Linked DNA regions of Homo sapiens: region 1 is linked to region 2. The links are chromatin loops, found by intact Hi-C in ENCODE. Cell type or tissue: Caco-2. All regions are shown on one strand. Links, peaks and the distances in the headings refer to the core of each region. The heading gives the core; the rest is flanking DNA. Region 1 overlaps LCLAT1 (lysocardiolipin acyltransferase 1). Region 2 overlaps LCLAT1 (lysocardiolipin acyltransferase 1).

Region 1 (13,475 bases), core at 1,342-9,341, 52 kb after region 2:
TATTTGTTTTGTTCTCAATTTTAGAGGCTAGTTTGGCTAAAAACAGCATTTTGCGGTTCCAAATCATTTTCCACTGAGAATATCAAAGCTATTTTCTATAGTTTTCTATCATTGAATATGGCTAGTAAGAAATCTAGCTATACAAATTTGTACAGATAACTAAGTTTTCCTAATCGGATAATTTATTTCTTTCCTCTGGAAGCTTTTATAATTTTCTCTTCACCCATAGTTTTATAGAAATTCATCAGTGTTAGTCTAGGTATGGAACTTTTTTCATTAATTCTGCTCAGCAGTTGATAAACTCTTCCAATATTTGAATCTTTCTTTAATATAGAAAACATTCCTTCTGTTTAAGAAAATATATATTTTTTTCTCTTCATTCATATTTTCAGCTGGAAGTTCTGTTAGATGTTAAAACTTCTGGATCTCTCCTCTCATACTTTTCATTTCTTTTGCCATTTGACAACTTTAAGGATAATCCCTTGGCTTGATCATCTAACTAATTTGTCAGCTACACCTGTTCTACTAATTTAGTTTATTTCAAAAATCATATTCTTAATCTTCAAGATTTGCAAATGGTCTTTTTCATAGCAGCCATTTTTAGGAACAAATTGTGTAATTATAATAAAAAGGTTTACTGTGTGCTTACTATATGTCCAATATTGTTCCAAGCATTTTTCATTAATTCAATTAATTCTCAAGACAACCTTATGAATTAAGTAAAATTATTATCCCTATTTTATGGATGAGGAAACTGAGAGACATGAGGGCTAAAGACATGGTAAGTGGTAAAACCAGATTTTAAACACAGGCAGTCTGACACCAGACTTGATATTTTTAAATCACGGTACTAAACAACCTCTCTGCATAGATACTTGAATCTTTCCACAGGTATTAATTACACATAGTTTATATTCTCCTTAGAGAATTATTTATTTGTCAGAGATTAGATTTTCCATTTTTTAGTACTAGATACTGTTTAACATTTTCCTTAAATGTTTACTAATCCTGCAGAGTCTCATATTTGTAAAGGATGTTCTAGACTGAACAATACTGACAGGTCGAATGTATTTCTGCATTGCAAGTGAGAATACCTCTTGCTCCCCATGTGGGATGGAAGTGGTAGCAATATCCATGAGGTTTTGCTATAAAACTTTTCTAATATTTTGTTACATATCTTCTAGAAACTCCAAGCCAATGTTTCTAAATCTTTTTTACTTCTTTTAGCTTAAATGTTTTTCTCTTTTTTTCCCGATAAAAAAATCACAGGAATACCTGGCAAGGGGTTTGGGTTTTTTTCCATTTGATTGTCATCAATGCAAATTGTATCCATGTTTAAAGTGTTACTCAGATTTTTCTTAATGTTAAGATCCTCAAAAAACACATTTTTATGACATTTATTTCATATTTCTATGAGCTAATGATAGCGCAACCTGTATCTTTAAAATCAGCATATATAATTTGTCTTTTTTTTTTTTGAGACGGAGTCTCGCTCTGTCGCCCAGGCCGGACTGCGGACTGCAGTGGCGCAATCTCGGCTCACTGCAAGCTCCGCTTCCCGGGTTCACGCCATTCTCCTGCCTCAGCCTCCCGAGTAGCTGGGACTACAGGCGCCCACCACCGCGCCCGGCTAATTTTTTGTATTTTTAGTAGAGACGGGGTTTCACCTTGTTAGCCAGGATGGTCTCGATCTCCTGACCTCATGATCCACCCGCCTCGGCCTCCCAAAGTGCTGGGATTACAGGCGTGAGCCACCGCGCCCGGCAATTTGTCTTTTTCATACTTTTCCACTGCAGGATATTCTGTCTTTAACCTGAATTTCTCAGACGAGGGCTGGGAGTCTGGCAGGTTTATAAAGATAGAATCTATATATACTGGCATAGCTCCACTACCACCATCTTCTTTCTAAAACCTCATTTACGTTATCAGCATCGCCTTCTCAAAGCAGTTGTAAATAATCCCTCGGCATACTCTATTGTCCAAACCTATCTCATCATTTTAGAACCTAGTTTTGACTTACATTCCCTTTTACCAAGTTTTAGCGTTGCCTAGGGGGAGAAAAAAATAACCATTTACTTGAATGTGTATTTTGGCATTATGCATTCTTAATAAAAAGTAAGCCTTTTCACAACTTTTTTTTTTCATTTCAGTGTAGATGAATATAGTTAACTGAGTAATGAAAACATCAGCACTACTCACCTAATGCTCTAATAACTCAATCTCAACAATAGGGTAAAATTTATCACTGCTGTCCTTGTAGTAACTCAATATGGCATCTACTATGGCACTATGAATATGACACCAGAAGAAAAAGCAGGGCGGAAGAAAGACAGACAACTGCTCCTTCGACATTATTTTCAATCCTGAATAAACGATGTGGATGCAACCACAGAAATGCTACCCATAGGCCTCTATTAAATGAGAATGAACAATAGGAACAGATGCAAATTTTATATAAACTTTTATCACAAAGATCATAAGAAAATACTGTATTTACTGAGTATGGATCTGTCCATAATTAATAGTAGTTATACAAATAAATCAGGGAGTTAAGTAACAAGTAGTTATACTTTTCAGAATTTCAACTTTTATTAGGGTGCTAAATGCTGGATAGATAAAGTTAAGGAAGATCTATCTTTTCTGAACTCACATTACAAACTGGGTAATGCTCTCCACATCCCTCTTCTAAGATGATTAATTTCCACGAAGGCTTTTAAAAACTCTGATGACAGGTAATTTTATGACATTTTTGCAGCAACAATCCTGTTGTAGTATGCCTGTATCATTAGGTTTCAAATGTGACTGTGCTGAAAATACAAGATAGAAATCAAAGTATAAAATATGAGCAAGTAATAATTACATAATACTCTAACAAACTTAATTCTAAATATAATTTCAAACTTGACACACCAAAAAGTGGAGAAAAATGGAGAAACCACTTGTACTACAAATTTCACTAGACTCCACAAACATAATCATATACACATGCAGACAGTAAAAATTCTTGCTTGACAATGAGGCTTCTTGGTCATGTTACAATTTTGGGGTTCATGTTAACATGAGAGAGACCAAACTCATCTTTCATATTATATGAGATTGGAAATTTGACCAATTTTCTAAATGAGCTATTATCTGAGATATTTCTTCCTGTTGCAAAACTGATTCCTAAGTACATTCCTAGCTTTGCACACTGAGAGGACCTATAATCAAAGACATCCCAGTAGCAATTAACATATGGTAGGCAGAATAATCATCCCCCAAAAGATGTCCACATCTTAATTCCTGGAACTGTGAAGGCACTGTGTTATACAGCAAAGGGGAATTAAGATTGCTAATCAGACGAATTTAAGGTAGTGAGATTAGCCTAGATTATTCTAGTGGGCCCAATGTAATCATAAGTGTCATTAAAGGTGGGAGAGAAACCCCATAAATATATACCTACTATGTACCTATGAAAATTAAAAATAAATTTTTTTTAAGTGGAAGAGGGAGGCACAAGATGACTTAGTACTGATGTGAGAAGGACTCAACCAGCCAATGCTGGCTTTGAAGCCAGAAGAAGGGGCCACAAGCCAAGGAATGTAGGCATCCATTAGAAGCTAGAAAAGGCTAGGAAACAGATCCCGTAGCAATCCTACAGAAAGAAACCAGTCCTGCCAATGCCTTGATTTCAGCCCAGTAGAACCCACATCAAACCTCTAAAACTGTTATATAATAAATTTGTGTCCTTTAAACCACTCTATATTTGTAGTATAAGCTGCAATGGAAAACTCATACAGAGCATAGTAAGTGCCTAGATTTTAGTTTCTCACATCATTCTTCATAAAAAAAAGGGATCTAGGGCTCCTTAGCGAAATGCTGAGTCTAGGGATGGGGCAAGGAAAAATACAAGATGAACCTGGAGAATTTAAAGTGCCAAAAAAATAAGTGGTTAAAAGAAAAAAGATGGTAGTATGTCAAAAGGACATAAGAGCCAACCTTCAGGCACTCCCAGGCTAGGCGCAGTGGCTCATGCCTATAATCTCAGCACTTTGGGAAGCCAAGGCAGGAGGTTGGCGTGAGCCCAGGAGTTCAAGACCAACCTGGGCAATGTAGCGATACCCACCACTTCTCTACAAAAAAAAAAGTTGTTGTCTTTTAAAATTTATTTTAAATTAGCCAGGCAAGGTGGCATGTACCTATAGTCCCAGCTATTAAGGAGGCTGAGGCGGAAGGATTGCTTGAGCCCAGGAGGTCAAGGATGCAGTGAGCTGTGAACGCACCACCGCACACCAACCTGGATGACAGAGCAAGACCCTGTCTCAAGAAAAGAAAACTCCCAATGGCCAAAGCTGGCCATTACTTTCAGCAGCAAAATAATGATAGTACCAGATTATAATCTAAAAATTAAAATAAATATCAATGAGTCCATATTGATATTATTAAATTACTAATTAAATAAATGGGGAGTAGGGGCAAATATTTTCCACAGAAGTATGAATAATATATATAAATAGTCTGCACTCCAGGAAGTAGAGCTTCATTCCTTTCCCCCAACAGCCAGCCTTTGAGTGTGGGCTGTGCTTAGTGGATTGAGTATGTAAATGTAAAGGGGAAAACAGCATCTTTGCAGTAAAGAAACCTGACAGATACCACCTTAACTAAGTGATTAAGATTAACATCACCAGTGATAAGCCATGTTGATATCATGAACCTCTGACATGAGAAGGGTACTCCACCTCTACAGTATTCTTCCCCCAAGCCTACAGCTCTAGTCTAATCACAAGAAAACATCAGACAAACCCAAACTGAGGAACATTCTACAAAATGTCCAACCAGTACTTTTCAAAGGCACCATGAAAAGCAAGAAAAGACTATCACAAAATGAAGGAAGACTAGGAAGATACAATGACTAAAAAGCAAGGTGGTATTCTCAGTTGGATCCTAGAACCACAAAAGGACATTAGTGGAAAAATTGGTGAAGTCTGAATAAAGTCCATTGTTAATAGTATTGCACCAAAATTAACCTCTTGTTTCAACAGATATACCATATAAGATGTTAACATCAGAGAAGCTGGGTGAAAAAGATAGGAAAATTCTCTGTACTGTTATTACAAATTTTCAATAAATCTAAAATGATTCCATATAAAAAGTTTACTTCAGAACATCTATTTGTTGATGCAAACTTGTGTTTGACTAAAAAAATACACAAATAATGGCCATTTTCCATTCAAAATCAAGGCCTAAATAATCTTACTTGGAATTCGCTTACTATACCATATTACTTGGTTGTAATAATTGAAGATTATCAGTAACAGCATTTCTAAAGATATAGTTTTGACATTATTTTCATTGTGGAAGAACATTTTTAATTCTTGGCTACATAATATGTCCCTGCCTGGTATTCATTACACAACAGTGTAACACTCAGAAACATCTGACTTCAAGCATAAGGAAAATATTTTCTGTAAGATTTGTTATATGAAATAAATGGAGAAAAGCCATATTTTTTAAATGACATATATAATAAATACAACAGCTAATTCATTTTCCCCCAGGTCTTACAATGTTGCCTTTCTCTTTTAAAATACCTGCACAATTTACAGATACTTAGCCCCAAGACAAAGAACAACTGAAGGCATGGAAGTCAAATTATCTATTAAAGTTACCAACTATGAGATACAGAGGGTTCATCTTGCATATCTTTTCTATTATTATTGCAAAGTGCCATTTCAAAGTTGGTTCAAAACTGATTATTATGTGATTTATTTCATTTGTGCTTTTCCACCAAATACAAAGCAGATTCAAAACCCTAAAGCTCCCTCCAAATTCTGAATTTCTTTCTACTGAAGTTACCATTATAAAAGCATATCTTTTAGATAATTTTAGAATGTAATTATTAATTTAAGCAAAGGAATTCCTCAATTTTCAGCAGACCTAAGGGTACTAAAAGTACTAGAGGTGAAATTCGCTTCCTAGCTCACATCTGGGATATCTAGCAGCCTAACGCAATGTAAATTTGCTGAGGTATTAGAAATAGTACACATCAACAGGATATCCAATTTAGGTAACCAATTGCATTAATGTCAGTAAGTGATTGATTAGATAACCTTAAAGCCCCCAGCCATTTCTCCTGGCCAAAGAAACTGTCAACTTCACACAGCTCAGGGCTTCAGCTCTGTTCAGAAGTCAGATAACACATTCAAAACAAAAGCTTCATTTAAGTTATTTAGATTTCAATGCCATCCTAAAAAATTACTTAGTTCTCAATGTCATTCTAGAAAGAAAGGTAATCCTGGTAAAACTGCCTGGCAGATGATTTAAATGAATTGAACCTTTCTTTTCTTCCCAATGGAAGAAAGTAAAGGCTAAGCTCTAATTTTTTATCTTGCCCAAATTCCTTTCTAAGGGATCTAGGGAGTCATGCCCTACAAACCATAAATTCTCATCACATGAGCTTTGTTTAACCCTGTATATTGTGACTTACTTTCCAGTCTTACTCAGGCATAACAAGGGAAAAAATCAAAATGTTTTACCCCAAAATATATTACCTTGCCATACTTTGAAATTGCCTTGTAAAGTTTTTTGTGGGAAAAATCCACATTATATAGATAATCCCCTTATCCCTTTATTTTCCTTCCTTTCTTTCCAGATCTAGGAGATAATCAGCTAAGAGCCAGACACCCTTTTAAATCTGATAAGAAACATTTTACAACCTGCTCTCTCTCTGAAGTTTGCTATCTGAGAGATTCCTCTGCACAAAAAAACCTGGTCTCCGCAATCCTTTACCTTAACCTAAACAATCCTTTCCATTAATCCCAGGTCTTCACATAAACTCGGCCAATTGTAAACCAGTAAATGTTTAAATTTACCTATAGCCTGGAAGCCCCTGCTTTAAGTTGTCCCACCTTTCTGAACCAAACCAATGTATTTCTTAAATGTATTTGATTGATGTCCCGTGGCTCCCTAAAATATATAAACCCAAGCTGTACCCCGACCACTTTGGGCACATGTTCTCAGGACTTCTTGAGGGCTGTGTTACAGGCCATGGTCAATCACATTTGGCTCAGAATAAATCTCTTCAAATATTTTACAGAGTTCGATTCTTTTCGTCAACAAACGTATATCCCCACTACTTACCACCCTCCCGGCCATGCATCAAAACTCATCTCGGCCAAGCAATGCTGGCAACCAAAACTACAAAATCAACAATTACCAAAACTTTATGTTTCAAATACCAATAGAATTGCTAAAATGAAATAATCTGTTATATATCTAAAAACAAGCAGAGATGTATGTGTGTCTTCCAGGCAACAGAACTAAAATATGTTTAACATATTCTACTTTATTTGATGGTTTTCATAAAAATTTTCATTCATGACTAGCATTAATAAAATTTACTGAACGAGTAAATCAAACAATGGATACATTTCTTATGGCTTGGTGAAATAGGGGAAAGCAAGTTACATCAGGATGCTTTTGGCTATAAATAACAGAATACCAATCTAAAAGTCATATAAACAATTTGGGTTTACGCTTCTCACGTAAAATAAAGTCTGGCCCCAACGCTAGTTCAGGAGCCAGGATCTCCCACTCTACTATGCCATCCTCCTGATGTCTGAGGACCTCCCCCTCTTTGAGGGAATGCCTGCAAAAGTTCCAAGCCTCATGTGCTAACACAATACTGTCCACAAGCAGAAAAGAGTGGCACTGGACCTTCATTGACTTCTTTCATCTTATTAAGGAGGAGTATCTTTCCCAGAGACTCCAACAGACTCCCATAAGACCCTTTGGTTAGACTGGCTCAAACAACCATCCCTGCTGACAGGAGGCTGAGAAAGCCAGTATCTGGTATTTTCATTCTCTGTCATAGGATGTGTGCATCACAGTGGTTCACTGTTAAGATTAGTAAAATACTACTTCTGACCTTTAGTTATTAAGTAATATGTGGAATAACACAGAGGAAGAAGGCTGTTGTGAAGCTTTATATGATTATTTAATAGGATACCATAATCTTATCAATATAATAAAGAAGGCCAGGACATCAGAAAGTTTGCTGTGACAGTAATAGCTATAGCATAGTTAATAAGTAGCTAGGAATCCTTGACTAGAAGCCCCCTTTGAAGAAAGAGTCACAGGTGGAGCTTCAAACACACTAGCTGCAGAGATTCATTCCAGGAAGGCTCAAGCTGTTGTTACTTTTGGGTAATAAGGCACCTTTACCTACTGTAGGTAGCAAAACTAATGCCTATGATTGCACTAAAGGAACTGGCAGGAGTGGAGTGTTACTGAGTCCTGTGGGGGCTTAATTTGGGAAGGGACAACTAGCATGTGAGTTTCCTGGCACAAAATCGCCAATAAGATGAATCTATTCATCTTAATACATTCATCAATAAGATGAATCCATTCATCTTATTCTTGTTATGAGCAGGAGGGCAGCATGAAATTGTGTTGAATTAAAAAAAGAACCCACCAAACTGGATAGAGTCAAAAATATTCATGACTTTGTTCTAATTTTAGTGAATGTCTGTTTTAAGTAGGAGGAAGCTGGGTAAGAAAGGGGGAGTTTTCCTTCTCACAGGAGGTAAAGTTAGGCATTATAGATTTTAAATATGTCAAACAGACATCTATTCTTTGTGGCTAACATGTGATAGTAAATAAAATTAAGGTGACTTCAGTAAATTTAGTAATTCTTAAAACTGTGTTAGCAATGGCACATTTATTTACACAAATTTATTGTAATGTTTATAAATACATCAATAAACTACAGATCAAACTGAAAATCTGACCACATGAGTCTTTCCAATTCCCATATCACTGTATTGAACCACTTTCATGTTAACAGCAGCATGCATTATAATCATGTTCCTATAGTGTACTAAAAAGGTAAACAACACATTGTAACTGAGTTGTTTTTATTCATGATCTCTAAAAAGAAAAATTCATATGTAAAAATACCAACAGCATGTAAAATAAAATTCTAATCATTTCATCAGATTTGACTAAAAAAATTATTTAATATTTTGGCAGTTTATATTCTGGGAGGCTGAACTTCTGAACAGCTTCCTATCCAGTTTCCATTATCCTGTGAAAGCAGCCCACTACAGGAACTTCTACATATCCAATAACAGTCTTCGTATGTCTTGAAAAACTGAGAATGGATGAAAGCATTCATCAGAGGCCATGCTGTTCCTGCTGGCTTCTCTCTGATCTCACTCTGAATAATCTAGATATATCACAATGTGGGCCTTTCCTAGTTTTCACCACTACACTACATTGCAGAATGTAATGCTTTAGAATTCCAGAATTATATAACAATTTAATATGAAATCATGAGGTCATATCAGGAAAATTTCTGGCTTCATCCATGACTTGGACAGGTTTTAAATCACTATCTCTTTAATATTACTCTCCTTTTCATGCTTTCTAAAAGGCTCAAACTCTTTTCTCACTCTACAGTGATTAATGATCCAGAGAAACCAAGAAGCCATGAGTTGGGTACGTACAGTTGGCACATGCATTTCCTGGCACAAAATCACTAGGCAAATGGACTTTTTATGACTGTTTTAAGTTTAATATTTCATTTCACTAGTTAAGTGGTCATAAAATTGGCTAAAAGTAAAAATCTACATATGCACCACCATCAGAGACAGTTGAACTCTATGAAACATTTTTTCTTAAAATCTATTCTGTATATCTTAATAAATTCTAAACAGTTTAGTTAATTTAACAAAACTCTTTATAACTTGACCTGAAATCTAAATACTTTTAATGATTTATTTCCTACCCTGTTACATAGGTCTATTGCTTTTATACTTTAAGAAAAGAACTTTCTATTCTAAACTCTCAGCCATTTCCCAACCTGGCACTACAGATACAGTGTTTTCCTTTAGTCAGTTGCACAAGAATTAAATAGACCAGATAATTATATTCTAAACATCTGGTAAGCAAACATTTATTTGAAAAAAAAATGCGCATAGCAATCTTAAATACTCCCTAAAATTACATCAAATTGTCAACAAGGTAAAACTGGTATAGTCTCAAACAGTATATAGTTGACCACTACGATGCAGCCATTCTTTTTCCTATCATTTCCTCCTGCAAACTCCAACTTTAATTCCCTTTTTAACTCTCACTGGCAAACATGCTGTTTTGTTTGCTGCTTACACTTATGCCTGGCTTAAATTACTCTGTATTTGTTTGCTTTCGAGGTTCTAAAATCTTTTTTTCTCCAGTCCAAAATCTGTTCCCATTAGTAGTTTGCATTTTCATGAAATCCTATCAAGCTTACAAATAGTTAAGAGCCTACAATGGGTAAGATACTCTATAAGTAGCTTATAACTCAGGAAGGAAAAGAAAATAAACAAATGGAACAGTTAAGAATGAAATACTTAAATAGGGGCTCAAGATGAATTTTCCTCTTGTCTTGCAGAAGGACAGGTTTGGAATGATAAAAATGACTACAGCAGTAAAGAGTAGGAGAAATAAACACTCAGTAGTGAAGGAAAAAGATTATGGACCTTAAGTCTAATACGGATTTCTGTAAGGTAAGGGGTAGGAGGGTGTATCCACCTTCATAAACCAATATCCAAAGTGGGCCTCAGGATAAACAAAAATAATCCCTTAGGCACAGGACACACATCAGGTATTCAAAGCTGATAGAAGTAACACACAGAGGGGAAGTTGAGAAGGACTCTAGCCCTACTGGGTATTTAAGGATGGGACTGAAGGAAGGAAAGGATAATCCAAAGGACCAAGTGATCAGGAGCTCAGCTGCAACCTGGAAGCTACTAACAGCATAACTGGAAACAGAATATTTTTATATTTTGAGAAAAACTAGGATTTGGTAACTAATTGAAGAAAGAAAGACTCAGGGATGATTCCTGTATTGCATAAAGAGAAACTAAGTAATCTCTTAATTATATGCCAACTCTAAAATCCTATGCTTCAAGAATCTTTCTCTTAATAGTTAAAAAGGAAAAAAAGTCCTTAAGCAGTTTCCATTTTCTAGCATGATGGAGTTAAGACCCTATCGGTCAAATCATCCCTGTAGAAAACAATGACAAAATTTGGACATAAGATAAAGGTAATCATCAGAAGGTACTAGAGAGGGAGCAGAAGCAGACAGACTGGTGGGAGCTCATGTTCACTTGTGGGAAGGGAGATGGAAAGCTCTAAGAGTATGTTCCCTTCTCCAAAGCTTTCAGTCTCGGGCTAAAGGCAGTCCACAGAAAAATATGTGAATACAACACACAACTATAGCAGTGCTGAAAGAAAATGTGTAGTTCTAAACACCTGTGTTAAAAAAGGAACATGGTATTAGATCAATAGCTTAAGCTTCTATGTTAAGAAACTAAAAAATTTTAAAAAAAGCAAATTAAGCCCAAAGAACATAAAAGTTAGGAAATAATAAAGATAAGAATAGAAATCAGTAAAACTAAAAACACAGATTGATGAGGGGAGGGAAAGAAATCAATGAAACCAAAAGCTGATTATTTTAGGGGAGAGGGGCAAACTCAATAAAACTGACAAAACTCCAGCCAGATTGAACAAGAAAAGTGAGAAATAAAAGAAGGGATTAACCACAGACTCTTTAAGCATTAAAAAATTAACAAAATATTATTAACAACTTGATGCCTCAGTTTGACAACTTAGGTAACACAATTTCTTGAAAAATTACAAGAAACAGATGAACTAAAGAATTCAATATCAACTCAAAAAATTGAGTTTGTAATTAAAAAGACACCCACTAAAAAAAACTCCAAGCTTAGATGGCTTCACTGGTGAATTCCTTTAATCATTTAAAGAGGAAATAACATCAGTCCTATACAAACTCTTAACAGAAAACACGCAAGGAGAGAACACTGACCATCTCATTTTATGAGGTCACAAACAGATAAATATCTCACAAGAAAAAAGAACAAAATCCTTATTGAACACAGATACAAAAACCCTTTAAAGCTATTAGCATATTGAATCCAAAAATACATTAAAAAGGTTAAGTGGAGATAATCCTAGAAATGTAAGGTTAGTTTACCATCAGAGATTAACCAATGCAATTTAACATATTAATAGAACAAGGGAGAAAATTCATCTTATCATTCTAAGAGGTACAGAAAAAGCATTAAAACCAAATTTGACACCGTTTTATGATAAAAGTCACAGCAAATCAGGAATAGAAGGGAACTCCTCAACCTAATTAAGAGCATCTGTGAAAAATCTACAGTTAGCATTATACTCAACAGTGAAAGGCTCAAAGCTTTCTACCTAACATCAGGGACACGGCAAGGATGTCTGCCCTCAACACTTCTACTTAACATTATACTAAAAGAATAGCCACCGCAATAAGGCAAAAAAAAAAAAAAAAGCCATAAAAGTCGAATATTAAAATTAAAATAATATTTACATACAAGCAATGTGATTATGTATAAAGAAACCCTATGGAACCCACAAAGCATGTAGAATAGTTGAATTTTGAAAAGTTGCAGGATACAAAAATCAACTGCATTTCTATAAACTGGCAGCAAACAATTGGAAAGTAAAAACTTAAAACAACTCCAAAATAGCATCAATCAAAAATATTCAGAAACAAATCAAATGCAAGTTGTGAAAGACCTTTATATGAAAAACTACAAGTACTGCAAAGGGAAATTAGATTGAATGAAATCACAATAAAAATCCTGAGGAATTTTTGAAGAAATTACCAAACTTATTTTAAAATTTTAATGGAGAGGAAAAATACTCAAATAGTTGAAAAAAATTTAAAAGAACTGCTGATTTCAATTCTTGCTATAAAATTACAGTATCATGACAGAGTGACATTGATGAAATAACACTTACCGGACAAATAATTTTCAAAAAAGGTGTTAAGTTAGTTGAGTGGATAGTGGGTAGACTTTTTAATAAAAGCTGATGGAAAACTGGAAAGCTGTATAGGAAAAAAATAATCATTGACCCTGCCTCACAATAAAAACTGAATCAAAATGGGTCACACATAAAGTTAAGAAGTAAGACCATTAAACTTCTTGGGAGGGGAAAATATTTGTGACACAAGGTCAGACAAAGAAAGAACAATAAGAAGAAATGGTTTAAAAAGACCTCATGAAGATAAAGTTTGCTCTTTGAAAGACAGGTTTAAAAAAAGTAGAAAGGTAAACCACAGTCTGGGGTAAAAAACTGCAAAAATCCTATCTATAAAGAGCCTATATCCAGAATTTTTGAAGAACTCTTATAGAGCAACAGTTAGAGAAGAAACAACCCATAAATAAAGGAGAAAAGATATGACTAGAAACATCATAAAACAAGCTATATGAATGGCCAATGAGCAAAGGAGAAGAGGATCAAAATCCCTAGTCTTAAGAGAAATGAAAATTGAAACAACAGTAAGTTGCCACAACAAAGCCACAAAAATAGCTGAAGTTAGAAAGACTGATAACACCTAATGCTGACAAGGATATGGGACACCTGGAACTCTCTCTTACACTACTGGTAAAAAT
Region 2 (16,740 bases), core at 3,395-11,394:
AATAAAATAGAACATACCTGCAATGTCTAAAATTCAACAAGGGATTATATCTAGAACATAAGAACTAGTGCGAATTAACAAGTCACTATAGTAATCCCAATAGAAACACAGACAAGATATAAACAGGCAATGAATAGATGAGGAAACCCAGAAAATATCAGGCATGTGAAAATCCTTTGTAATCAGACAAAACCAAATTAAAATATACCTATTTGACTGGCAAAGAGTAGAAAGCTGGATAATACCAAGTGTTCACAGGAATGAGAGGAAACAGGCACCCTTGTGCATTGCCAGTGGGTGTTTAGAGGGGAGTATCTATTATGTAGTATAATTTGGGGCTGGTCAAATTAAGGTTACCAAACCCTATGACTCAGCAGTTCTACTCTTGGACATACAACTATGTGTCACTTGACGGGGATATGTTCTGAGAGATGTGTCTTTAGGCAATTTTTTTGTCATGGGAACATCATAGAGCATACTCACACAAACCTAGACAGTATATAGTCTATGACCCACCTAGGCTATATGGTATGGCCTGTTGCTCCTAGGCTACAAACCTGTACAGCATGTTACTGTACTGAATATTGTTGGCAATTGTAACATAATGCTAAGTATTTGTGTGTCTAAACATAGAAAAGGTATGGTAAAAATACAGTATAAAAGATAAAAAATAGTATACCTCTACAGGGCACTTACCATGAATGGAGTCTGCAGGACTGGAAGTTGCTCTGGGTGAGTCAGTGAGTGAGGGTGAGTGAATGTGAAGGCCTAGGACACCACTGTACACTACTGTAGACTTTAATAAACACTGTACACTTAGGCTACACTAAATTTATTAAAAAACTTTCATCAATAATAAATTAACCTTAGCTTACTGTAACTTTTTTACTCTAAACTTATAAATTTTTTTTTTTTTTTGAGATGGAGTCTCACTCTGTCACCCAGGCTGGAGTGCAAGCAACATCCGCCTCCCAGGTTCAAGCTATTCTCCTGCCTCAGCCTCCCAAGTAGATGGGAATAGAGGCACCTGCCACCACGCCCAGCTAATATTTGTATTTTTAGAAGAGACAAGGTTTCAACTTGTTGGCCAGGCTAGTCTTGAACTCCCGACCTCAGGTGATCCACCTGCCTCGGGTTCCCAAAGTGCTGGGATTACAGGTGTGAGTAAACTTCTAAATGTTTAAAACTTGACTCTTTTATAACACTTCGCTTAAAACACAAACCTATTGTAAAGTTGTACAAAAAGACTTTCTTTCTATCCTGATTCCATAACCTTTAATTATAAAAACTTTTTTAAAAAAAACTGTTAAAAATTAAGACACACACACACACACACACACACACACACACACACACACACACACACACACACAGCCTAGGCCTACACAGGGTCAGGATCATCAATATCACTGTCTTCACCTCCACATCTTGTCTCACTGCAAGGTCTTCAGAGGTAATAACAAGCATGGAGCTGTCATGTCCTATGACAGCAATGCCTTCTTCTGGAATACCTCCTGAAGGACCTGCCTGGGGCTGTTTTACTGCTTTTACTATAAGCAGAAGGAATACACTCAAGTAACAATAAAAAGTATAGTACAGTAACTATGTAAATCAGTAACATAGTCATTATCATTACGGTATATAATTTTATGTGCTACTGTTTTACACAACTGGTAGCATAGTGGTTTACATCAGCATCATCACAAACATGTGATGATGTCACCAGGTGATAGGAATTTTCTAGCTCCATTATGATCTTATGAGACTGCCATCATATATGTGGTTTGCCACTAACTAGAACGTCATTATGTGTTGCATGACTGTATATCCCAAAGGAATTCTTACACAGGTACACAAGAAGACATCTATAAAGATATTTCCTTGGCTGGGCGCGGTGGCTCATGCCTGTAATCCCAGCACTTTGGGAAGCTGAGGCGGGTGGATCATGAGGTCAGGAGATCGAGACCATCCTGGCTAACATGGTGAAACCCTGTCTCTACTAAAAATACAAAAAAATTAGCCGGGCGTGGTAGTGGACGCCTGTAGTCCCAGCTACACAATGGTTGAACTAATATACATTCCCACCAACAATGTAAAAGCATTCCTCTCGCTCCACAGCCTTGCCAGCATCTGTTGTTTCATGACTTTTAAATAATTGCCATTTGGACTGGTGTGAGATGGTATCTCATTGTGGTTTTGATTTGCATTTCTCTGATGATCAGTGATGTTGAGCTTTTTTTCATAAGTTTATTAGCCATATAAATGTCTTCTTTTGAGAAGTGTCTGTTCATGTCCCTTGCCCACTTTTTTAATGGGGTTGTTTTTTCTTGTAAATTTGTTTTAGTTTCTTGTTGACTCTGAATATTAGACCTTTGTCAGATGGATAGATTGCAAAAATTTTCTCCCTTTCTGTAGAATGTCTGTTTGCTCTGATGATAGTTTCTTTTCCTGTGCAGAAGCCCTTTAGTTTAATCAGATCCCATTTGTCAATTTTTGCTTTGGTTGCAATTGCTTTTGTCATCTTCATCATGAAATCTTTGCCCATGCTTATGTCCTGAATGGTATTGCCTAGATTTTTTTCTAGGGTTTTTATAGTTTTGGGTTTTTCATTTAAGTCTTTAATCCATCTTGAGTTAATTTTTGCATAAGGTGTAAGGAAGGGGTCCAGTTTCAGTTTTCTGCATATGGCTAGCCAGTTCTCCCAGCACCATTTATTAAATAGGGAATCCTTTCCCCATTGCTTGTTTTTGTCAGGTTTGTCAAAGATCAGATGGCTGTAGTTGCACGGACTTATTTCTGAGTTCTCTATTCTGTTCCATTGGTCTATGTGTCTGTTTTTGTAACAGTACCATGCTATTTTGGTTACTGTAGCCCTGTAGTATAGTTTGAAGTCAGGTAATGTGATGCCTCCAGCTGTGTTCTTTTTGCTTAAGATTGTCTTGGCTATATGGGCTTTTTGTTGGTTCCATATGAATTTTAAGAGTTTTTTCTAATTCTATGAAGAATGTCAACGGCAGTTTAATGGGAATAGCATTGAATCTGTAAATTGCTTTGGGCAGTATGGCCAATTTCACGATATTGATTCTTCCAATCCATGAGCATGGAGTGTTTTTCCATTTGTTTGTGTCCTCTCTGATTTCCTTGAGCAGTGATTTGTAGTTCTCCTTGAAGTGGTCCTTTACTTCCCTCGCTCTGCCTCCTGCCTGATCAACAGAGTGGGGAGTGGGGAGCATTAGATTCTCATGGTAGCAAGAACCCTCCTGTGAACTGTGCAAGTGAGGGATCTAGGTTGCGCGCTCCTTATGAGAATCTAACTAATGCCTGATGATCTGAGGTGGAACAGTTTCATTCCGAAACCATCCCCCCACTCCCTCCCCGAGCCGTGGACAAATGGTCTTCCACAAAACCAGTGCCTGGTGCCAAAAAGGTTGGGGACCACTGACATAAAAGATTTGCTCATCCATTTCTCTATTAGGTGCTAGATTCATCCTGATCATTTGCTAAAACTGCTATTATACCTTTCTTTCTTTAAAGGTGCAGCTTCAGAGTTGTAGGAGAGGAAATGTATATTTCACTCTTAGTGAGAATTATGTCACTGATGAAGAAATTAAGCTTTCTCAGAATTCTTTTAAAATTCATTTTAGGCTGAAATTGCCTTACATATCTAAATGTTTGAACACTTTCTTAAACACTAAAGCAGTTCTTAACAGCAATACAAAGAGAAAGTCTGAATAAACTAAAAACAATATGTAAATTGGTCTGCTTTAGAATAAATCTGCATACAGTGTCCTGCATTGGTACATTCTACAAAGGGAATTAAAGCCATGAAATTAACATTTTAATGAAGCAGACAGACTACTGACGTCAAGACTACTCACTGATTGCAGCTTCCAGGTGGCCTAATGAGATGAAAATGAAGTTTATACCTTTAGCTGGTCTAAGCAAGGGCTGTTTGGATATTATGATTGAATTTAAATTAGAAAATACGGCTGTGTGCAAACACGTTTAGGTTAGCAAGTAGTCTCTGTAAATCTCCGCACTATAAATGCTTAATTTACAATAGTTAAGGCAATACACACAAACATTTTGGTCTTTTTTCTAAAGCACTGTCCTAAAACTGGTGGGAAGTTACTGTACTTTGGAAAACACTACAATGGTTTTATCAGAATGACCCATGTTAACTGTGTTACAGGTCCATGTAATGTAACCATTAAAAGGGAGCACAGAGGTCATCTAGTGCAACCTCCCACCTGTGTGTGGGGGCGGCAAGGACACAGATGCCTTGAGGCAGCCTTTTTCCTGGCAGGCAGCTCTAATTTGTAGAAATGCTCTTATTACCCAAGGAAATTTGAGGCTGAAGTTTATCCCTCTGGGACTCCCACTCCTTAGTTTGTCCTCTAAAAACAAACAGTATGATGCTTTTAACTTCTGTGGATAACAATCCTTCAAATATTAAAGCACGGGTAAGCAAAGTACAGCCCATGGACCCATTCCACCTGTGTTTGTACAACCTGAGAGCTACGAATGATGTTTACTTTTTTTTTTTTTTTTTTTTTTTGAGACGGAGTCTCACTCTGTCGCCAAGCTGGAGTGCAGTGGCACGATCTCGGCTCACTGGATTTTTACATTTTTTTAATGGCCAGGGAAAAAAAGCGAAAGTATAATTTTATTTTACACACCTGAAAGTCCTATGAAATTTAAATTTCAATGTCCATAAATAAAGTTTTATTGGAACACATACTCATTCATTTATTTGCAGTACAACAGAATTAAGTAGTTTGGAAAGCGACCATATGGCCTGCACAGCCTAAAATATTTACTACCTGGCCCTCTACAGAAAACGCTTACCAATGCTGATTAAAAGACAGCTAGACAGCTAGACAGCTGTCAAATCTTCTCTTAGTCGTCTTTTCTCTAAGCTAAGAAGTCACAGTCCTAAAGAACATAGAAGAGATTTCCAGGCTACTGGATGCATTCCAATTATCCCTGTCCCTTGCAAGTTGCTGAAGCATGGGAAGAGGGGGCTGAAGGGTCACACTGTTGTAGCCCCAAAATGACACTCATTACATCTGCTCTCTGGCCAGAGTTAGTTGTGCCCTAATCTAAAGGCACTTGGGGACATGTGCTTACTCTGTTCTTCCATGGTCCAAATATAGTTATATCATAATTCTTGGTAAGTTCAATATTTAGTGTTTATATTATACAGCCAGGTAAATATTCACAGTATAATTATGTAGTAGCAATTACATTTCTTATTCCACAAATCATTTTTCCCTGGTTAATAATTACCTTATTTTTCTCTTTGCTTAATTTTCTAGAGACCTGTCACTAATTTATCCCCATACTCTCTGCTAGAAGTACAAATCTCCTTCCCATACATTCAAATATGTCAGATGATCTATTGCTTTCATCATCTTGGGGCCATTCTTCCTGGAACCCTTCATGTCCCTACTCTGATCAGGACTATAATCTTACATGCATGTTGCACAGCTGTCATCCTTGGATCCTCCTTCAACATAATAATCCTGGAGATTCTATTCATATGTTGTTTTCCTTGTTTCCTAAATTCTCTATCACCCTTTTTAGTTTACTCTTTTGTTACAATACATCCTTCAACAGTTCCCCAAGAAAGGTGCAAAGGAGATCTTGAATGTTTGAAAATGCCTATTCTGTCCTCTCATTTGATTGAGAATTTGAGTATGCTCAGAATTCTCCAGTTGGAAACCATTTTCCTTCAAAAAAAAAAAAGCAAAAATTGAAGGTTTCCTCCACTTTTTCTACCAGTGTTGCCTTGGACAATGTGACAGCATTCTAAGTTTTGATCTCTTTGGAAGCTTTTAGGATCCTTGCTTTGTTGCTGGTCTGAAATTTAATGATGATTATGATCTGTCTTTTTCGTTCACTGTATTGTATCTCTAGACACGCTAGGTTTTTTTAAAATTCTAAAATTATTCATTGAATAATTTCTTGCTAATTTATTCTCTGTGGCAAAGAGAAAACAATTCTCTGAATGTTTATTAATTCTCTGAATGTTTATTCTGTGCCAGATACTGTGCCACACATATTTTAAATTTCTTACATATGTTGCATTATATATTGATGCTAAATTTCTTAGATATATTATTTCACTGAAGCAGCACAATAAGAATGTTAGGTAAAGCTTTATTATCCTCATTTACCAAGGGGATGTTAAATATACCACCCTAGGTCACACAGCTAATAAGACATGGAATTATGATTCTAACTCAATTCTTTCCAGTTCTCAAATCCATGCTGTAAATTACTGTTCCGCTGTTCCTGGAAGAAAGTTGTACAATCCCCATTTCTAGACATCTTCTTATCTTTGTCTAAATGTATATGTATTCAACCAAAAGACAGGGATGGGAAGCCAGGGCTGAGCTAATACTGAGCTAGTGTGAAGAGTAGCACTCCAGGATCAACCTGCTGTCAGAGTAAATGGTCATGATGCTTAAACTTTACACCATTAGAAACACTCCTTTATTTCACACCATTAAAATAAAAGCTGATATTAAATGTGCATAATATATAGAGAGGAAGAAAAAAAGTCATTAGGAAGGAACTGATTAATCTGTTTGTGAAAAACTTGAAAGAAATGAGACAGAGAAGTGATGATTTTGGATGGGACAGAGTACAAAACAATTCCCAGTGCAGGTGTGTCTAGGCAGAAGTCTAAGATGGCCAAACAACAGCAGGATCTCAGTCAATGATGGCAGTTACTGAAAGGGTAAGGTGGGGACCACCGAAACAAAATTCACGTTGTAGCCATTTTACCAAAGGCTGGCTTCCTGAAAATTTCTCAAAGTTCTCTATAACTCTTAGAGTTAAAATACTTTGGATCTGGTATTCTGGTGCAGAAGGAGTGAACTATAACTCCTCCCAGTATGCATCTTCCAATTTGCTGGAAAGATCTAGTAAGATACACAGTGCAGAAAATGTCTGGTTTTAAAAGCTCAGCAATCTATCTGCTACACTGTTAACACAGCTACAAGCAGCATCTTTCTCAAACACACTTATCACCCCATTATTTGCCAATGAAAGCCCTACAGGTCTTTCATCCATTTGTCTATTTGATTAAATCTAACTATTGCCTGCCACCTGAAATCCTATTGAGAAAGAAGCTGGATGAAAAACAACCAAGTCTCCTACCTAACAAAAGGAAAGTCTGTCAAATGCCTCTTCCCCTCATCATATCTAGGCAGCCCACTGTTGGAGCTGGCCCCAAATGTGATTTGTTCTCAATTTTATACTACTTCTTTATTGGACTGTTTTGAAGTTTTTATAGTTTAACATTATATATATATCTATAGATATATATATCTATAGATAGATATCTATAGGATCCTTGTTTTGTTGTAGATAAATATATCTATCTATAGATATATATGACATGCCAATTAAATTATACTATTTATGGAGAACTTATATACAACATTTATGTCACTTTGTTGGTGTATCTCTGGCATTGCATTAAAGAAAGTAAACCTGCCAAAAAAGTGCTTTCATTAAAACATATTGTTTTAAAGTGCATCTATTAATCTTGGGATCTGAAGCTTGCACTGCTGACCATGAGTCTGTACTAAATTAGTCATATTCATGTGAATACTGAAAGTATTTGTTGGTGGGATATCAACTGGCCCACATGGGATTATAACCCACAATCTTGGTCTTATTGGTCCTTAACCAAAATAAATAATACACTGAAGTGTGAAGTTAGTGTTCTGCTTCGTTGTTTTACCACTTTAATAATTATGTTCACTTACAAAGCAACTTACTTAGTGTTGAAAAATGGCCTAGAAATATTACAACAGCTCTTGGCATGTAGAAAAGTAATAACATACAGTATTCAAATTTAGAATCCCAAAATTCAGGAGCTCTTTTGCAAAACTATACAGATTATTTGAAACCCTTGTTATAAATATCACCTTGTTACTATGGGTAATAATGAACTTCACTGAGTTAAAGGAGTACGTTCTAAACCAATGCAAAGAAGCTAAGAACCATGATAAAATATTACAGGAGCTGTTAACCAGAATAACCAGTTTAGAGATGAACATAAATGATCTGATGGAGCTGAAAAGCACAACACACAAACTTCACAATGCAACCACAAGTATCAATAACTGAATAGATCAAACGGAGGAAAGGATCTCAGAGCTTGAAGACTATGTTGCTGAAATAAGACAGGCATTTAAGATTAGAGAAAAAAGAATTAAAAGAAATGAACAAAACCTCCAAGAACTATGGGATTATATAAAAAGACCAACCCTATGACTGACTAAGACACCTGAAAGAGACAGGGAGAATGGAACCAAGTTGGAAAACGTATTTCAAGATATAATCCAGGAGAACTTCCCTGACCTAGGAAGACGGGCCAACATTCAAATCTCAGGAAACCCAAGAACCCCAGTAAGATACTCCATGAGAAGTACATCATAGACCAAGACACATAATCATCAGATTCTCAAAGGTCAAAATGAAGGAAAAAATGATAAGGGCAGCCAGAAAGAGAGGCCAGGCCACCTACTAAGGGGAAGGCCATCAGATTCTCAGTGGAAACCCTACAAGCCAGAAGAGACTTGGGGTCAGTATTCAACATTCTTAAAGAAAAGAATTTCCAACCCAATTTGTTTTTATTTTTGAAGTGTTTGTTTTTCATATCTCTGTGTCTTTCACTTCAACTCTGATCTTGGCTATTTCTTGTCTTCTGCTAGCTTTGGAGTTTGTTTGCTCTTGGTTCTCTAGTTCTTTTAGTTGTGATGTTAGGATGTCAATTTGAGATCTTTCTAGCTTAATGTGAGCATTTAGTGCTATAAATTTCCCTCTTAACACTGCTTTAGCTGTGTTCAAGATTCTAGTACATTATCTCTTTGTTCTTATTGACTTCAAAGAACTTCTTGATTTCTGCCTTAATTTCATTATTTACCCAGGAGTCATTCAGGAGCAAGTTAGTTGTTCAATTTCCATGTAGTTGTATGGTTTTGAGTGAGTTTCTTTCTTTTTCTTTTCTTCTAGACCAAACTTAAGCTTCATAAGCAAAGGAGAAATAAAATCCTTTACAGACAAGCAGATGCTGAGGTAATCTGTCACAACCAGGCCTGCCTTGCAAGAACTCCTGAAGGAAGCACTAAACATGGAAGGGAAGAACCGTTACCAACCACTACAAAAACACACTGAAGTACACAGACCAATGACACTGTGAAACAACTACATTGACAAGTCTGCAAAATAACCAGCCAGCATTATGATGACAGGGTCGAATTCAAACATATTACCTTAAATGTAAATGGGTTAAATGCCCCAATTAAAAGACACAAAATGGCAAGCTAGATAAAAAGACAAGACCCATCTCACATGCAAAGACATACATAGGCTCAAAATAAAGGGATGGAGGAAAATTTACCAAGCAAATGGAAAACAGAAAAAAGCAGGGCTTGTAGTACTACTTGCTGACAAAACAGACTTTAAACCAACAAAGATCAAAAAAGACAAAGAAGGGCATTATATAATGATAAAGGGTTCAATTTAACAAGCAGAGCTAACTATCCTATATATGCACTCAATACAGGAGCACCTAGTTTCATAAAACAAGGTCTTAGAGACCTACAAAGGGACTCTCAACACAGTAATAGTGGGAGACTTTAACACCCCTGACAGATCAAGACAGAAAATTAACAAAGATATTTAGGACTTGAATTCAGCTCTAGATCAAGTGGATCTGATAGATATCTACAGAACTCTCCACCACAAAACAACAGAATATACATTCTTCTCAGCGCCACATGGCACTTGCTCTAAAATAGACCACATAATTGGAAGTAAAACACTCCTCAGCAAGTGCAAAAGTACTGAAATCATAACAGTCTCTCAGACCACAGCACAATCAAATTAATTAGAACTCAGATTAATGAAACTCAAAGGCCGGGTGCAGTGGCTCATGTCCGGAATCCCAGCACTTTAGGAGGCTGAGGTGGGCGGATCACTTGAGGTCAGGAGTTTGAGACCAGCCTGGCGAACATGGTGAAACCCCATCTCTACTAAAAATACAAAAATTAGCCTGGCATGCTGGTGCATGTCTGTATTCCCAGCTACTTGGGAGGCTGAGGCAGGAGAATAACTTGAACCGGGAGGCGGAGGTTGCAGTGAGCCGAGATCACGCCACTGCACTCTAGCCTGGACCCAGAGTGAGACTCTATCTATCTCAAACAAAAAAGAAAAGAAAAAAAAAAAGAAACTCACTCAAAATCATACAACTACATGGAAATTGAACAACTTGCTCCTGAATGACTCCTAGGTAAATAATGAAATTAAGGCAGAAATCAAGAAGTTCTTTGAAATCAATAAGAACAAAGAGATAATGTACTGGAATCTCGAACACAGCTAAAGCAGTGTTAAGAGGGAAATTTATAGCACTAAATGCCCACACTAAGCTAGAAAGATCTCAAATTGACATCCTAACATCACAACTAAAAGAACTAGAGAACCAAGAGCAAACACACTCCAAAGCTAGCAGAAGACAAGAAATAGCCAAGATCAGAGCAGAAGTGAAGGACACAGAGATATGAAAAACACTTCAAAAATAAAAACAAATCAATGAATCCACAAGCTGGTTTTTTGAAAAAGTTAATAAAATAGACTGCTAGCTAGACTAATCAAGAAGAAAAAAGAGAAGAATCAAATAGACGCAATACAAAATGATAAGGGGATATCACCACTGACCCCACTGAAATACAAACGACCATCAGAGAATACTATAAACACCTCTGCAAATAAAAAAAAAAAAAAAGAAAATCTAGAAGAAATGGATAAATTCTTGGACACATACACCCTCCCAAGACTGAACCAGGAAGAAGTTGAATGCCTGAATAGACCAATAACGAGTTCTGAAATTGAGGCAGTAATAAATAACCTACCAACCAAAAAAAGCCCAGGACCAGACAGATTTACAGCCGAATTCTACCAGAGATACAAAAAGGAGCTGGTACCATTTCTTCCAAAACTATTCCAAACAAACGAAAAGGAGGGACCCCTCCCTAACTCATTTTATGAGGTCAGTATTATCCTGATACCAAAACCTGGCAGAGATATATCAAAAAAAGAAAACTTCAGGCCAATATCCCTGATGAATATCGATGCAGAAATCCTCAATAAAATACTGGCAAACTGAAACCAGCAGCCTATCAAAAAACTTATACACCATGATCAAGTTGGCTTCATCCCTGGGATGCAAGGCTGGTTCAACATAATGCAAATCAACAAATGTAATTCATCACATAAACAGAACTAAGGACAAATAGTTATCTCAATAGATACAGAAAAGGCCTGTGATAAAATTCAACATTCCTTCATGTTCAAAACTCTCAATAAACTAGACACTGAAGGAACGTACCTCAAAATATTAATAATAGCTGTTTATGACAAACTCACAGCCAGGATTACACTGAATGGGCAAAAGCTGGAAGCATTCCCCTTGAAAAACCAGCATAAACAAGGATGCCCTCTCTCACCACTCCTATTCAGCCTAGTAATGGAAGTTCTGGCCAAGGCAATCAAGCAAGAGAAAGAAACAAAGGGTATCTACATAGGAAGAGAGGAAGCCAAATTGTCTTTGTTTGCAGATGACATGATCCTGTATCTAGAAAATCCCACTGCCTCAGCCCAAAAGCTTCTTAAGCTGATAAGCAACTTCAGCAAAGTCTCAGGATGCAAAATCAATGTGCAAAAGTCACAAGCATTCCTATACACCAACAATAGACAAGCAGAGAGCCAAATCATAAATGAATTCCCATTCACAACTGATACAAAGAGAATAAAATACCTAGGAATACAGCTAGCGAGGGAAGTAAAGGATCACTTCAAGGAGAACTACAAATCACTGCTCAAGGAAATCAGAGAGGACACAAACAAATGGAAAAACACTCCATGCTCATGGATTGGAAGAATCAATATCGTGAAATTGGCCATACTGCCCAAAGCAATTTACAGATTCAATGCTATTCCCATTAAACTGCCGTTGACATTCTTCATAGAATTAGAAAAAACTCTTTTAAAATTCATATGGAACCAACAAAAAGCCCATATAGCCAAGACAATCTTAAGCAAAAAGAACACAGCTGGAGGCATCACATTACCTGACTTCAAACTATACTACAGGGCTACAGTAACCAAAATAGCATGGTACTGTTACAAAAACAGACACATAGACCAATGGAACAGAATAGAGAACTCAGAAATAAGTCCGTGCAACTACAGCCATCTGATCTTTGACAAACCTGACAAAAACAAGCAATGGGGAAAGGATTCCCTATTTAATAAATGGTGCTGGGAGAACTGGCTAGCCATATGCAGAAAACTGAAACTGGACCCCTTCCTTACACCTTATGCAAAAATTAACTCAAGATGGATTAAAGACTTAAATGAAAAACCCAAAACTATAAAAACCCTAGAAAAAAATCTAGGCAATACCATTCAGGACATAAGCATGGGCAAAGATTTCATGATGAAGATGACAAAAGCAATTGCAACCAAAGCAAAAATTGACAAATGGGATCTGATTAAACTAAAGGGCTTCAGCACAGGAAAAGAAACTATCATCAGAGCAAACAGACATTCTACAGAAAGGGAGAAAATTTTTGCAATCTATCCATCTGACAAAGGTCTAATACTCAGAGTCAACAAGAAACTTAAACAAATTTACAAGAAAAAAAAAACAACCCCATTAAAAAAGTGGGCAAGGGACATGAACAGACTCTTCTCAAAAGAAGACATTTATATGGCTAATAAACTTATGAAAAAAAGCTCAACATCACTGATCATCAGAGAAATGCAAATCAAAACCACAATGAGATACCATCTCACACCAGTCCAAATGGCAATTATTTAAAAGTCATGAAACAACAGATGCTGGCAAGGCTGTGGAGCGAGAGGAATGCTTTTACATTGTTGGTGGGAATGTAAATTAGTTCAACCACTGTGGAAGGCAGTGTGGCGATTCCTCAAAGACCTAGAATCAGAAATGCCATTTGACCCAGCAATCCCACTACTCGGTATATACCCAATGGAACATAAATCATTCTATTATAAAGAAAGATACATGCACGCATGTATTTACTGCAGCACTAGTCACAATAGCAAAGACACAGAATCAGCCTAAATTCCCATCAATGACAGACTAAAGAAAATGTGGTACATATACACCATGGAATACTATGTTGTCATCAACAGGAGTGAGATCATGTCCTTTGCAGGGACATGGATACAGCTGGAAGCCATTATCCTCAACAAACTAACCCGGGAACAGAAAACACTACATGTTCTCACTTGTAAGTGGGAGGTGAACAACGAGAACATATGGACATAGTTAGGGGAACAACACAGAACACACACTGGGGCCTGCCGTGGGTGGGAGTGGGGGAAAGCATCAGGAAATACAGCTAATGCATGCTGGGCTTAATACTTAGGTGATGGGTTGATAGGTGCAGCAAACCACCATGGCACACATTTTCCTATGTAACAAACCTGCATACCCTGCACATGTACCCTGGAACTTAAAATAAAATTACCTTGATATAAAGAAACTTCACATTTTCAATGTACCCATTAAGTTCAGCAAAAGCTCAAAGCAGCTAGGTGCTGAAGGATACTGGTTAAGAATGAAACAGGGAGGAATGGGTGAGAAAGGCATTGCAAACCAGGGCACAGGTTCTGGTTGGGAATGGCCATAATGTGTTCAGGAGGCACTAAGAATCCAAGTTGAGCAGAATAGGAATATGGTGGAGGCATCTTGATAGCTCAATAATGCTTGGCACATAATTACACTCAAGACATTAGTGATCTGAATGAATTACTAAAGCCTAAGAGAAGAAAACGTCTGGGTCCACTATAAAAATCAAAAAGAGGGCAGACCTAAGAGACAGACGTGGAATGGGGGAAAAAAAAACCCCCACAAAGGATAGTGGTCAGGAGGGCTGCTTTAAACCAGTAATAACATATTACAGAGCAGTCCCTAGAAAGAAAAGAGGTAAGAGACTGGAGAGTTTCAGTGATAAGAAATGGGTATGAACCAGACAACACAGGGAAAACTGATTCAAGTTTCAACGAATAAAGGATACATAATAAATCTCTTATTCACAAAAAGGCTATGATTAAAATTAATGTTTAAAAAACATAAATGAGAAGGAAAAGAGGTAAAGACAAAACCAATAAAGTCAACAGGCAATTATTTCTGGAGACCAGAATAACTGAATGGGATAGGCTTTAGGCATATGATTTATTGGGAAAATATAGGTATATATTAAAATAATGCTTATTTTATACTTGAGTAAAATATTTGAGGGTTATACAGCAAGATTCAAATGTAGCATAAACTTTGTAGATGCCTTAAAAAATATCCAATAAAATCTGCTTGGTTGTTGTTTCCTAGAGAAGTATTAATTATGCATTGTTTCATTTAAATTAACCTGGAACTCCTGAGAGGAGAACAGAAAAAAAGATTACAATTTTATACATTGTGCTGAGATATAAGAGACCCTCCCACATAATAGTTAATCCAATAGTGGTAACTGGCCACTTTGGTGTAAACACCTGGAAACTTTGGTTGTGAAGATGTGTGTATACACACATACACATGCACATACACACAATTAAAGGAATCTTAGTCACGCAGAGCTAAATGAAACAGCAATAAAACTTGATGCAAATTAAGAAAACAAACCAAAAAAGAAGGAATTCATAAAAGACCTCTAATCAAGGATCACACTCATCTAATCAATTCTCTAACAGAAGCAGATACTTGATAAAGGAAGTAGAATAAATGCTTGGAGGAGACTCTAGGTGGTGGGTGTATGGGTGTTCGCTGTAAGCCTCTTTGAACTTTGCTATACGTTTGAAAATTTTCCCATTAAAGTATCGGAAAAAACTATATGAATCAGTAGGATTGAATATGGAGAAACACATGTATTCTGTCAGGAACAAGTTTATGAAACTTGATTTTTTAAAATTTTTATTAGAATAACATATAGACTAAAAATAACATAGATTAAAAGGTCAAATAGCACAATAAAGCTTATAATGAAAAAGAAAAGGCTCCTAGCACATCTCTGAGTTTCCAGGCCCTAAAAACAAGTGTGAAACTATGAAAACTTTATTAAAACATAAAACCTATATTACATTTCTTATGTAATTTTTTTAGTGTATAGGTGGAATAAAATGAATTGGGGAGTCAGTGGAATGATAAAATTTTAGAATTAGAATTTTACATGTCTTTTTTTTTTTTTTTTGAGACAGGATCTCTCTCTGTTGCTCGAGGTGGAATGCAGTGGTGCAATCACAGCTCACTGCAGCCTCCACCTCCTGGGCTCAAGCAATCCTCCTGCTTCAGCCTCCCAAGTAGTAGGGACTACTAATTAAACCTTTAATCTATGGCCATTCAATACCAAGAATAGGACATTTAAAAGCTCTTTAAATGGATTAATTAGAAGAGAAACTATTTTCCAGTTCATATTTCTACAAGAATCTTTCTTACTTCAAGTATAGTTTATTAAAGAAAAGTGCTAGTAGTATTACCCAAAGCAATTTGCAGGTTAATATAATCCCTATCAAAATACAAATAACATTACTCACAGAAATAAAAAACACAATACTAAAATTTGTATAGAATCACAAAAGACCCTGCATAGCTAAGCAATCCTAAGCAAAAAGAACAAAGCTGGAGGCACCACACTGCTTGATTTCAAATTATGCTGCAAAGCTAGAGTAACCCAAACAACATGGTACTGCTAGAAAAACAGATGCATAGATCAATCAGTATGTCAAAGAGATGACTGCACTCTCATGTTTATTGCAGCACTATTCACAACAGCCAAGATACGGACTTAGAACCTGTCTATCAACGGATGAATGGGAAAAGAAAATGTATTCCATATATATAATGAAATATTATTCAGCCATAAAAAAGAATGGAATTCTGTCATTTGCAGCAACATAGATGGAACTGGAAGTAATCATATTAAAATAAGTCAAGCACAGAGAGACAAAATATCTCACATTCTTACTTGTATGTGGGTGCTAAAAAAGTGGATCTCATGGAGGCAGAGAGCAGAATTATGGTTACCAGAGGCTGGCAAGGGAAGGGGAAAGTCGGGAGGGATGTAGAGAAGTTGGTTAAGATGTACAAAAATAGTTAGAAGGAGTAAGTTCTAGTATGGTAGAGAAATTATAGTTAATAATGTATTGCATATATTTAAAATAGCTAGAAGGCAAGAATTATTAATAAATGTTTCTAATGTGAAAAGATAAATGTTTGAGGTGACAGTCCAATTATTCTGAGTTGATTGTTACACATTGTATACAGTTATCAAAATATCACATATGCCCCCCAAAATACATACAACTGTTACATATCAGTAACAATTTTTAAAATAAGTGTTAGTAGCAGATTGGTAAATAACAGGTCCTATTGGACCTACTTTAATAAGTAGATGATTATTTGTAATCAATGTGTAACTAAATATATTTAAATAGATGCTACTAAAATGTATGTAATGGATTAAACAATCTTCAGCAGTTTTAATCAAATTGTTACTCTGCTTAGCAACTCTGTCTTTGAAATAATTATATGATATCTCAGTTCAGTTTTATAAACAACATAATTCATTTTCAATCGAGAAACTGACATTAATAGGACTTTACTATACATTAATATATCTCTTTTTTTCTTTAGAC

The links. Peaks named below come from ENCODE experiments on the same cell type or tissue, not always from the same donor. Only the 100,000 strongest peaks of a DNase experiment are listed, where the experiment ranks them.
Region 1: it touches region 2 in a loop (8-fold over the local background); 2 of 110 quality-filtered maps call a loop at or near these places.

The regions. Positions count from the first base shown.
Region 1 is chr2:30,541,825-30,555,299 of GRCh38, reverse strand. All of the region lies in intron 3 of LCLAT1 (lysocardiolipin acyltransferase 1), which reads right to left. Among named protein-coding and RNA genes, the nearest start is that of LCLAT1, 100 kb to the right of the region's middle. In Caco-2, for the core only: no CTCF peak of the experiment used is centred there; a DNase peak (open chromatin) is centred at 6,129.
Region 2 is chr2:30,592,479-30,609,218 of GRCh38, reverse strand. The region is part of intron 5 of LCLAT1 (lysocardiolipin acyltransferase 1); the gene reads right to left. Among named protein-coding and RNA genes, the nearest start is that of LCLAT1, 150 kb to the right of the region's middle. In Caco-2, for the core only: no CTCF peak of the experiment used is centred there; no DNase peak of the experiment used is centred there.